Regions from separate parts of the Mus musculus genome. Here region 2 is linked to region 1. The links are chromatin contacts, found by POLR2A ChIA-PET in ENCODE. All regions are on one chromosome and are shown on one strand. The core of a region is the stretch at or near the end of the contact, and the rest is flanking DNA. Distances in the headings are between cores, read along the strand shown. Region 1 has its middle 25 kb from the start of 2900040C04Rik. Region 2 holds the start of Tsc22d1 (TSC22 domain family, member 1).

Evidence for each region. ChIA-PET counts read pairs that join two places held with the same protein, here RNA polymerase II (POLR2A).
Region 2: POLR2A ChIA-PET joins it to region 1 with 71 read pairs in Patski. The contact joins the promoter of Tsc22d1 here to the enhancer-like site in region 1. POLR2A ChIA-PET finds 5 or more read pairs at or near these places in 4 of 5 experiments (Patski and embryonic stem cell).

What each region holds. Positions count from the first base shown.
Region 1 is chr14:76,274,653-76,278,854 of GRCm38, reverse strand. No RefSeq gene overlaps it. Among named protein-coding and RNA genes, the nearest start is that of 2900040C04Rik, 25 kb to the right of the region's middle. Within about 2 kb of position 2,099, at least 1 of the 3 ENCODE cell types and tissues checked has a DNase peak (open chromatin) inside an H3K27ac peak, as active enhancers do.
Region 2 is chr14:76,413,724-76,417,925 of GRCm38, reverse strand. Tsc22d1 (TSC22 domain family, member 1) reads right to left here and starts at 2,105. Exons shown (of 3, transcript NM_207652.3): 1 at 1-2,105. The coding sequence starts at 1,843.

The DNA of each region.
Region 1 (4,202 bases), core at 850-3,349:
TATTAATTATACCTCAGTGAAAGGCTTGCACTCTTTCTTTATGAGCATGAGCTCATCGGCCTGTAAAATGCCCAGAGGAGGTCAGGAACCAGCAGACAGCAATTTGCTCATGAGCAAGCTGACTTGAGGCTCAGGAAGGCCGCCATCTTTCTTTCTTTGTCTGGCCACTGGCTACTGCTCTTTTTAGGTCAGAAGGCAATACACACCGTGTATAGTGGACAGATAAGACTCCCACCTTGCTACTAGCTGGAGTTCACACCTCTTCCTTGGGTTCATGGAGAGAGAGAGAGAGAGCGAGGGAGAGAGAGAGAGAAGGAAGAAAGAAAAAAAGGAAGAAAGAGAAGAGAAACAGTTTATTACCAGGCCCTGTGATGTAGCCAGCTCACCCTGCAGATCGATACACCCAGGAAGGGAATTTCATAGGAGTCCAAGGAGCAGCAGTGAGTAGATGAATTTTATCTCCCTAATTTATTTTTTATTACATCTGTGTGTGTTCGAGGTGTATGTGCGTTGTACACGTCCATGTGTGTGCTCCTGTGCATACATGCGTGCAGCGGTCAGAGTTCAGAGTTGGTATTCGTTCCTAGCCACTTTGTTTTCTGAGACAGGCTCTCTCACCAGAGCTCACCAATTCAACTGAGCCGGCCCGCCTAGCAGCAAGCCCCGGGGCTCTCGACAGGTCTCCCTCTCCAGGCTGCTCTGATGACAGGCGCACGCCCGCTGCCACACTGGCACGCTGGCCTTTTGCCTGGATGCTCATCTGCTGAGGACCAGCCCAGGTCCCCATGCAGGGTTTCATGGCAAGGGTTGCACCAACTGAGTCATCTCCCCAAACCCGGGATGTGGCTTTTAATGGTGTCTCAGGCAGTTGATAGTTGGTGTTTCTGACTGGCGGGAGACTGTGGAGAGAGGTTTGGGAAAATACAACATTATTTTGTTGCCAAGGTCAGAGAGCAAGACCAGAGTTTAGCACGGGCTGAAACAGGAAGGGAGAACAAGGTGACCAAAGGCTTGGCTGCTGCCGGGGTGTGGGGTGTCACAAATTGTCAGACCACCATGGAGGACAGATGGGAAGTAAGAGATGATGGGTTGGTGACAGATAGCACCACCCCCAAACTGAGGCTGCATAGGTTTGTATACCTACTGCCTTGTGTTTGTTTAAACCTAAATACAAGAACCCAGGTATGTATACCTACTGCCTTGTGTTTGTTTAAACCTAAATACAAGAACGCAGGTATGTATACCTACTGCCTTGTGTTTGAACCTAAATACAAGAACCCTGTATATAAAGATCTTCCTGTTGGGACCCTGAAGATGGACTCGGTGGGAGAGGGCACTGGACTCTGTGCTCATCTTCCTGATGTGGCCACATTGGATTCGTCTCTCTTTGGTGAGTTTTCACCATTGCTTGTCTTTTTAATTAGTCTTTTGAGCACAGTGTCCAGGACTGGCTTGTTAGGACTGCCAGGCCCGGGGCTCAGACTCTAAAAGCTCAATGGTGAACAAGATGGACCATCCCATAGTGGCAGACCAGCCTATGAGGTTAATAAAAGACTGACGGAACCGGGCGTGGTGGTACACACCTTTAATCCCAGCACTCAGGAGGCAGAAGCAGGAAGATCTCTGAGTTCCAGGACAGCCATGGCTACACAGAGAAACCCTGTCTCGTAAAACAAAAAACAGCGAAAACAAAAACAAAACAAAACAAAAAAACTGACGGGGATGGAAAAGAAGAAAAGCAGAAACCTGAGTCAGGCAGTAAGTGTCTTATCTCAAGAGAAATCAGAGTTCCTTAGCCGAAAGGGCTGCTGGATAAAAGGCTCCAGAGAGGTGTAGACAGGAAAGGCCCCAGTTAGTTGTCCGGTGCTGGCAAGTCATTGGGTGAAAGTCCTGGCCCTTTGTTCTATCCAGGTCTGGGCTTTGCTGTAGGAAGTTAGGTGGCCTTTGCTGTAGGAAGTTAGGGCTTACCCACCCACTTCCACACGCCTTACGCAGTGAGGCTGTAGCAATCTAATCTTGGAGAGACAAAGCCGGGTCTCCTCAGCTCCGGAGCTGATAAGCACCAGGTTAAAGCCCGGCGCCACTCAGGACAATGATTAGCACGCTCAGGAATCCAACCAGCACTGTGGCCAAAAGGGACAAGGACAAACTCATTTTCCCCCCACCTCCAAATCCATTGTGAGCAGCCCGAAACACCTCTTGTTGGAATTTAACCCAGTGAAATCAGCATTATCTCCATTCATGTCTTTAGGGATTCAACTAGACCACAGCAGCACATGACCAGCTTGACCTCCACCTAAATACTGATAGCAAGCTCCAGGCCATTCACTGCCAAGTCTGTAGAGGCAAGACTCAGCAAAAGGCACAGTGATGTGCTTATACTGGTTCTGAGAGGCTCGAACCGCCCCTCCCCCCAATTGTGTGATTCAACATAGAAATGGCTGAGCTTTAAAGAAAAAGAAATTGCTTATGGAAACTACTAACTTCTCTAATCAATGGCATGTGCGCATTAACAGGAATAGTCACCAAAAAAAAAAAAAAAGATGAAGATTTCATGCAGAGAATTCACAAATTAATGCATTGATGGTCCTCCGTGCATATAAGCATAATAGGTTATAGGTTTGCATGAATACCTTCACTTACAGCTGCTTGGATGATTTAAATGCATTAACAATATAAATTTGAATCAAATATTTGTAGAAACCCATGTGCCCAAAATAGATGGAGTTTGGATTTGGAACGGAGGACAACAAGGAGGGCGAAGTCGATGAGGAGGAGAAGATGTGAGGTCAGAGAGGACTTTACATATAACATTAGAGAGCTTGAACCAGAATTTGGGATGTGGAAGCAAAGGCGAAATAATCAGGTTTCCATCTTAGAGCCATCATCAGCTGCAGTGAGGATGATGGGTTTGGGTGGGGCAGAGGGGAGGATGAGGAGGGAGACAGACTGATCATCATTAGGAGGTGCTAAGACACTCAGAACTGAAGCCACAGCCAAGAGCTATTAGAAAGGCAGAGAGGACAGGATGAGGCTATTGATTGGATGGAGTAGAGGGACTGAGGACAAAGGAAATGTGACTGGGGTGGGGGGTGGTGAAATAGACAGAGTTTCCCTTACCAGGTTAGGAAACAGATGCTGAGCTAACACACATTGAGTCTGAGATTTGAATCCTTGCAAAGAAGCTCATGTCAAAAACCATGTTAACGGAGTACAGCACACAAAAACAGATAAGCAGGCAGACAGTCGTACAGGTGGCTCGAGCCTTTAATCCCAGCACTTGGGAGGCAGAGGCAGGCAGATCTCTGGGAGTTCAAGGACAACCTGGTCTACAGAGCTAGTTCCAGGACAGCCAGGGCTTGTAACACAGAAATCCTGGAGGGGGAGGGGGGAGGTAGGAAGAGGAGGAGGAAGAAGAAGGGAAGGGAGAGAGGGAAGAAGGGAGGGAGAGAGGGAGGAGAGAAATAGGCAACAGCTATGTGGAGCTCACAGTACTGTCAACAAAGCCCAAATGCAAACAGGGCAGTCAGTGTTGTAAGGAAAGCATGTAGATTTGGAAAATAAGGTGATATGTCTGATAATAGTCTATACTTCTTAGAGAGTTACTGGCTTTGAGAAGCTGGAAAAAAGAAGAAAACCATTTAAATATGGACTAACATGAGCCAGATAAGGCAGGCAGGCAAGGGATCTGACAGGAGGTTAAGGGATGAAGAGACCCAGGCAGGCAGATCAGAGGACTCCAAGGGACATCAGTGCAGAACTATTCCATGCTCATGAAAGCCGGGGAGAGGATTTGACAAGGAGAAGTGCGAAACCATGGAAACCTCGCCCGATCCTTTCCTCCTTCACTTCTCATGGCAGGGACTCTGACCACAGGGGCTGCTGGGAAGGCTCTGTCATCCAGTTGTCCTTCTCCCCCAGGTGAATGTCACTGTGAGTGCAAAGGAAAACACCAATGACTGCTGCAGACCACACCAGTGAGGCCACATGGGGAATGCCAGTCTGAGTCCCCAAGGCTGTGCTTCCAACTTATTTTGTAATCTCTGGTTCGTGGTTTGGGAGTATATTAATTGGCAGAGATTACAAAAGTAGCTATGACTCCATCTTTGCTTAGGAGTTTGTGCAGAGATTTTTGAGAACTCTTGTTTATCATTTGGGTTTGTGTCTCATTCCTGTAGCTTTGGGAGGCAGGAGCTGCTCCT
Region 2 (4,202 bases), core at 856-3,355, 140 kb before region 1:
CTGTCTGAGAATATGGCAGCTGCGGTTGAGCCAGGCTGGAAACAGAAGGCTGCTGACCTACAGCCGCCGTGATGCCGACCACGCTGACAGGGGAAGGCTGGATACCAGTTGCGGCACTCATGGTGGCTTGCAGAGGGACAGGCTGAAGAGTCTGCTTCTGCTGAAAGCTCAACTCTTGAGGCTGTAACTGTACTTGTGACATCTGTGACTGAGAAATACTCTGTGGCATACTAACCGCCGCAATACTCTGTGGAGCAGGGCTACTGAACTCTAGCTGTTGGAGAGCCACACCTTGAAGACCTGGAGGCGCTGGTGGTAGCGGCGGCTGCTGCGGCGCCACCACAGCCGGGGCTCCCATCATCTCTCCACTTCCCACACTCTCCGTGTAGTGACTCAGTGTGCTCACACTACTGCTCACAGAACTCCCACTAGTGCTCTCCCTCTCCGAGGACGATGCTTCCGTGGGGGTTTGCTTCACCGTCTCCACCACTTTATTGACGGCCACGCCTTCTGTAGCTGGCACAGCGTTTTCCTTCTCATAGAATTCTGTGCAAGTCCATCGACCTTTTTTAAAGGGTTCAGAAGTAGAGTCTAACTTCACAACCCTGAACCTCGATGTGTTAACTGTTGGTTGCTGCTGCTGCTGCTGCTGCTGCTGACTGGAAACCACTCCCACAGTGATACCTGCAGCTGCATTAAGGACACTGTTAGCAACAGGAGAGGAAGAAACGGTACCATTGCCCATGCCACTCAAGATACTCGAATTAACAACACTGGTAACTCCAGGCCCACCACTTATGCTAGCAGCATTAGGGATATTGCTTGTATTTATATTAGCATTACCATGCACGCTGTTCGTCACACTGGGACTGAAACTACCCACAGCAGCAATGTTAACATTATTCGTAGCGCTCGTGCCAGTAACCGAATTTATACCTAGGCTTCCTGTAGTACTTGGAGTACGGATGTTCGTCATCACTGATGCTGGTAAGCCACTCGATGGTACTGCAGGAGGAGGTGCGACTGGCACACCACCATCAGAACTTCCAGTTGTAGAGAGTTTCCTGGACACTGGGCTCGAGGGTGGCCCTCCGGGAATGGATGGACCGGCCACAGCAGCATGTGATGAATGATGGTGCCCATGGTGAAGGTGGTGCCCATGATGAGGGTGATGGTGATGATGGAGGTGGTGGGGATGGGCATTCCCATTGATCACAACGTTCTGTTGTGGAAGGTGAGGCAAATGAGGCTGAGGAAGGTGGGGCTGGTTAGGAGAGACTGCCCCAGGTGTCTCAGCTTCCTGGAAGTTATTCAGAGTCTCCTCTGAGGAGCTTCGTTCAGGCTCACCTAAGTCAGTGGCCCTGGAAAGGGAGACGTCGAGGATCTCGGAAGAGGAGAGATCTTCCGTGTGCGACTCATCCAGATCGTCGTAGCTCTCGGTGTCCTCCGCGATGCTGTTGTTGGAGCTGATGCTGGCAGAGATCTGAGCCGGAGTAACGCTAGTTATCTGGAAGCCACTTTTCTTTTTCATCTGAGTTCCGCCTGGCGCAAGAGGCTGTCCCTGCAGCTGAGCCTGCGAGAGGAGGTTCAGGCTTTGTGGAGGCGGAGGCTGGGGTCCCTGCGTGGAAGATGCAGCAGGAGGCGGCGGCTGGAGCAGCGAAGGAGGAGGAAAATCTTCAGAAGATGGAGCAGCACCACTGACGCCCGTACCTGCTGCATTGAGAGCAGAGGCGCTGCCACCACCGCTGCCCCTTCGAGGGAACATTGCCGGGTGCGCCATCTTCCTAGCACTAATGTCTGCAGCAGCGGCCGCCGCGGCGGTGGACTCCGGCGGCTGGTGCATTGTGCTGGGTACCGGGGGGCGGAGGAGGCAAGTGCAATTTCCTTCTGCACCGTAATCTTTGTATGGAGAAGCCGGAGAGACGAACAGGACCTGAAGCTCCGCCCGACGCGATCCCTCCTCCTCCTCCTCCTCTGCCGAAGGCGCCGGCTGCTCGTGCCTTCGAGGGCTAACTTCGGGAAGGGAGGATGAACCGGGTGAACCAGGTGGCTGGGGAACCGAAGGGGGACCCCTTCAGTCCTTCGCCATTCACTTCCCCCTCCAGTCACACACCCCCCTTTATATTCCGCTTCACGTGGGGTGCGGGGCGGGAGGGAGGGGAGCCCAGGAGGGGGCGGGGGAGGCGAGGAGAAGCGAGAAATGCCCACCTTCTTTGGCCAACTCCGGAGCCAGCTCAACCCCCTCCTCCCGCGGCGACGGCCGCTGCAAAAGCCCCTCCGCTCGTCCTGCACCGAGGCAGCGCGGAGCGAGCGGTCGCCCCGGCCCTCGCCACCCCCGGCGCCGCGGCCGCCGGCGAGCCCTGAGCTCAGCGTCGCTCCAACCTCCCCTGCCGGCGCGGCCGGCCCCGCTCGGGCCTCCCCCCACGGCCCGCGGCCCCTCTCAAACCCCCTGGGCTCGCGACGGCTGCTCCGGGAGGAAAGGCTGGCCGCGGCTGGGGCCCGGGCGGCGCGGCTGCGAGCGGGGCGGTGGCGGGGCGCCCGGTACGGTGAGCCCAGCAACGAGGCGCGGGCGGGCGCGCAGAGACGCCGGATCCTCGCGGAGCGCGGCCGGGGCGCGGCGGCGGCGGCGGTGGCGGCAGCAGCAGCGGGAGCCCAGGGACCGCTCCATCACTGGCAGCCATGGAGCCCGAGCATTTTCCTCCCTCGGGGCAGGCGCTCGGCTCGCCACACGTCCTCGGAGAGGAAGGGCGCCGGCGCCCGGGCTGCTCCGGCGGGCGGCGGGACGTGCGCGGGAGCGGAGGGGCGAGCTCGCGTCCTCTTCTCGGCCCGCCGGCTGGTTCGGCACCGAGCTGCTCCCGCGACCGGGAGGGAGGGAGAGAGGGAGGGAGGGGGCCGCGGGCGGCGGTGGCTCCTTTTCGCGGCGGTGGCGGCCAGACGGGGCTGGTGCAGCGGCTGCAGCCGACGCCGTTCAAAGAAATGAGAGGTGGGGTTGGTCGGTGGCGGCGCGGGGCGGGGGAGTGGGAGGGCGTCGGGCGAGGAGGGGGCTGTGATGGTTGTTACTAGTGCTCTTCTCGGGCTGCTCCGTATCCCCTGGTCTCTCGCGGCATCAAGAGAGGAGGGACCAGCGCCCCAGCGCGAGAGGAGGAGGGTCGAGCTCTGACCGAGGAGAAGGAGGAGGAGGAGGTGGCAGGGGGGAGGGGTCGTGGAGGAGAGGAGGGAAGATGGCGTCTGCGCGTGCGCGCCGGCGCTGCAGACATAAAGCCGGGTCTGACCAGGGGAGGTGGCCTGTCTTCGGTCCGCGCCGAGCTCTCGGCTCCGTCTCCCACGGAAATTACCGAAGGCCGGCGGAGTCGCCGACGCCGGAGGGCGGTGGGGGGTGGGGCACTCGGGCGCGCGAGCGAGCGAATCCGGGTCGCGTGGAGAGGCTGGGGTGGGGCTGGGAGGGGGGGGGGGAACCACGCCGCGCGCGTGCGCGCAGGTTAGGCGTGTCCGCTGCTGTCTCCCACGCGGACCCCGGCGGCGAGGCGGGTGCGGAGCGCTAGGTCTCGGGTGTGCGCGCCCTGGGGCGGTGGCTCCCCCGCCCCGGCCTGCGGAACGGGTAATGAGGCTTTTCTCCTCAGCAACAGCAGCATCACGAGTTGCAGCTCCCAGGAGCCCTCCGCTGCTGCCACGACATGAGTCAGGCTTTCTTCCTCGGCGCGTGGCGGAACCCTCCTCCTCCTCCTTCTCCAAGCAGCAACCTGGCCTCCCCCTCGACCCGCACCGCCCTCGCCCCTTCCGGGGATGCCCCGATAGAATCGGGTGTCTTCCCCCACAGCAGTGGTACCTTTTGTGCAGAGCGGTGGTAGTTGCCACGCGGTCCCTCGCCCTTCGACGGGCAGGGTCGAGACTGCTAGCATGTGGCACGGATGTTTGCAGGGAATCTCCCAAGCCCCTCCAAGGGAAGGCTCTTACAAAAGGGAGTGATCCTTGCTGTCCTTCCTTATCGGGTGGGAAGAAGCTAGCCGGCCCTGCCAGCTAACCAACCAACAGGTGGAGCTTCCCTCCAGCCATTTATTGTCTTTGTGTCCTTGCTGTGGCCCTTAGAGAGGTAAAAGGTTAGGGCTTGGTTTTAGTGGAATTTAAAGGAAATTTGTAAAGAATGCCTTTTAGGGCTAGAAAAGCAAAAAGACTGGTAAAGTGCCCCCCCCCTTTTTTCTTTT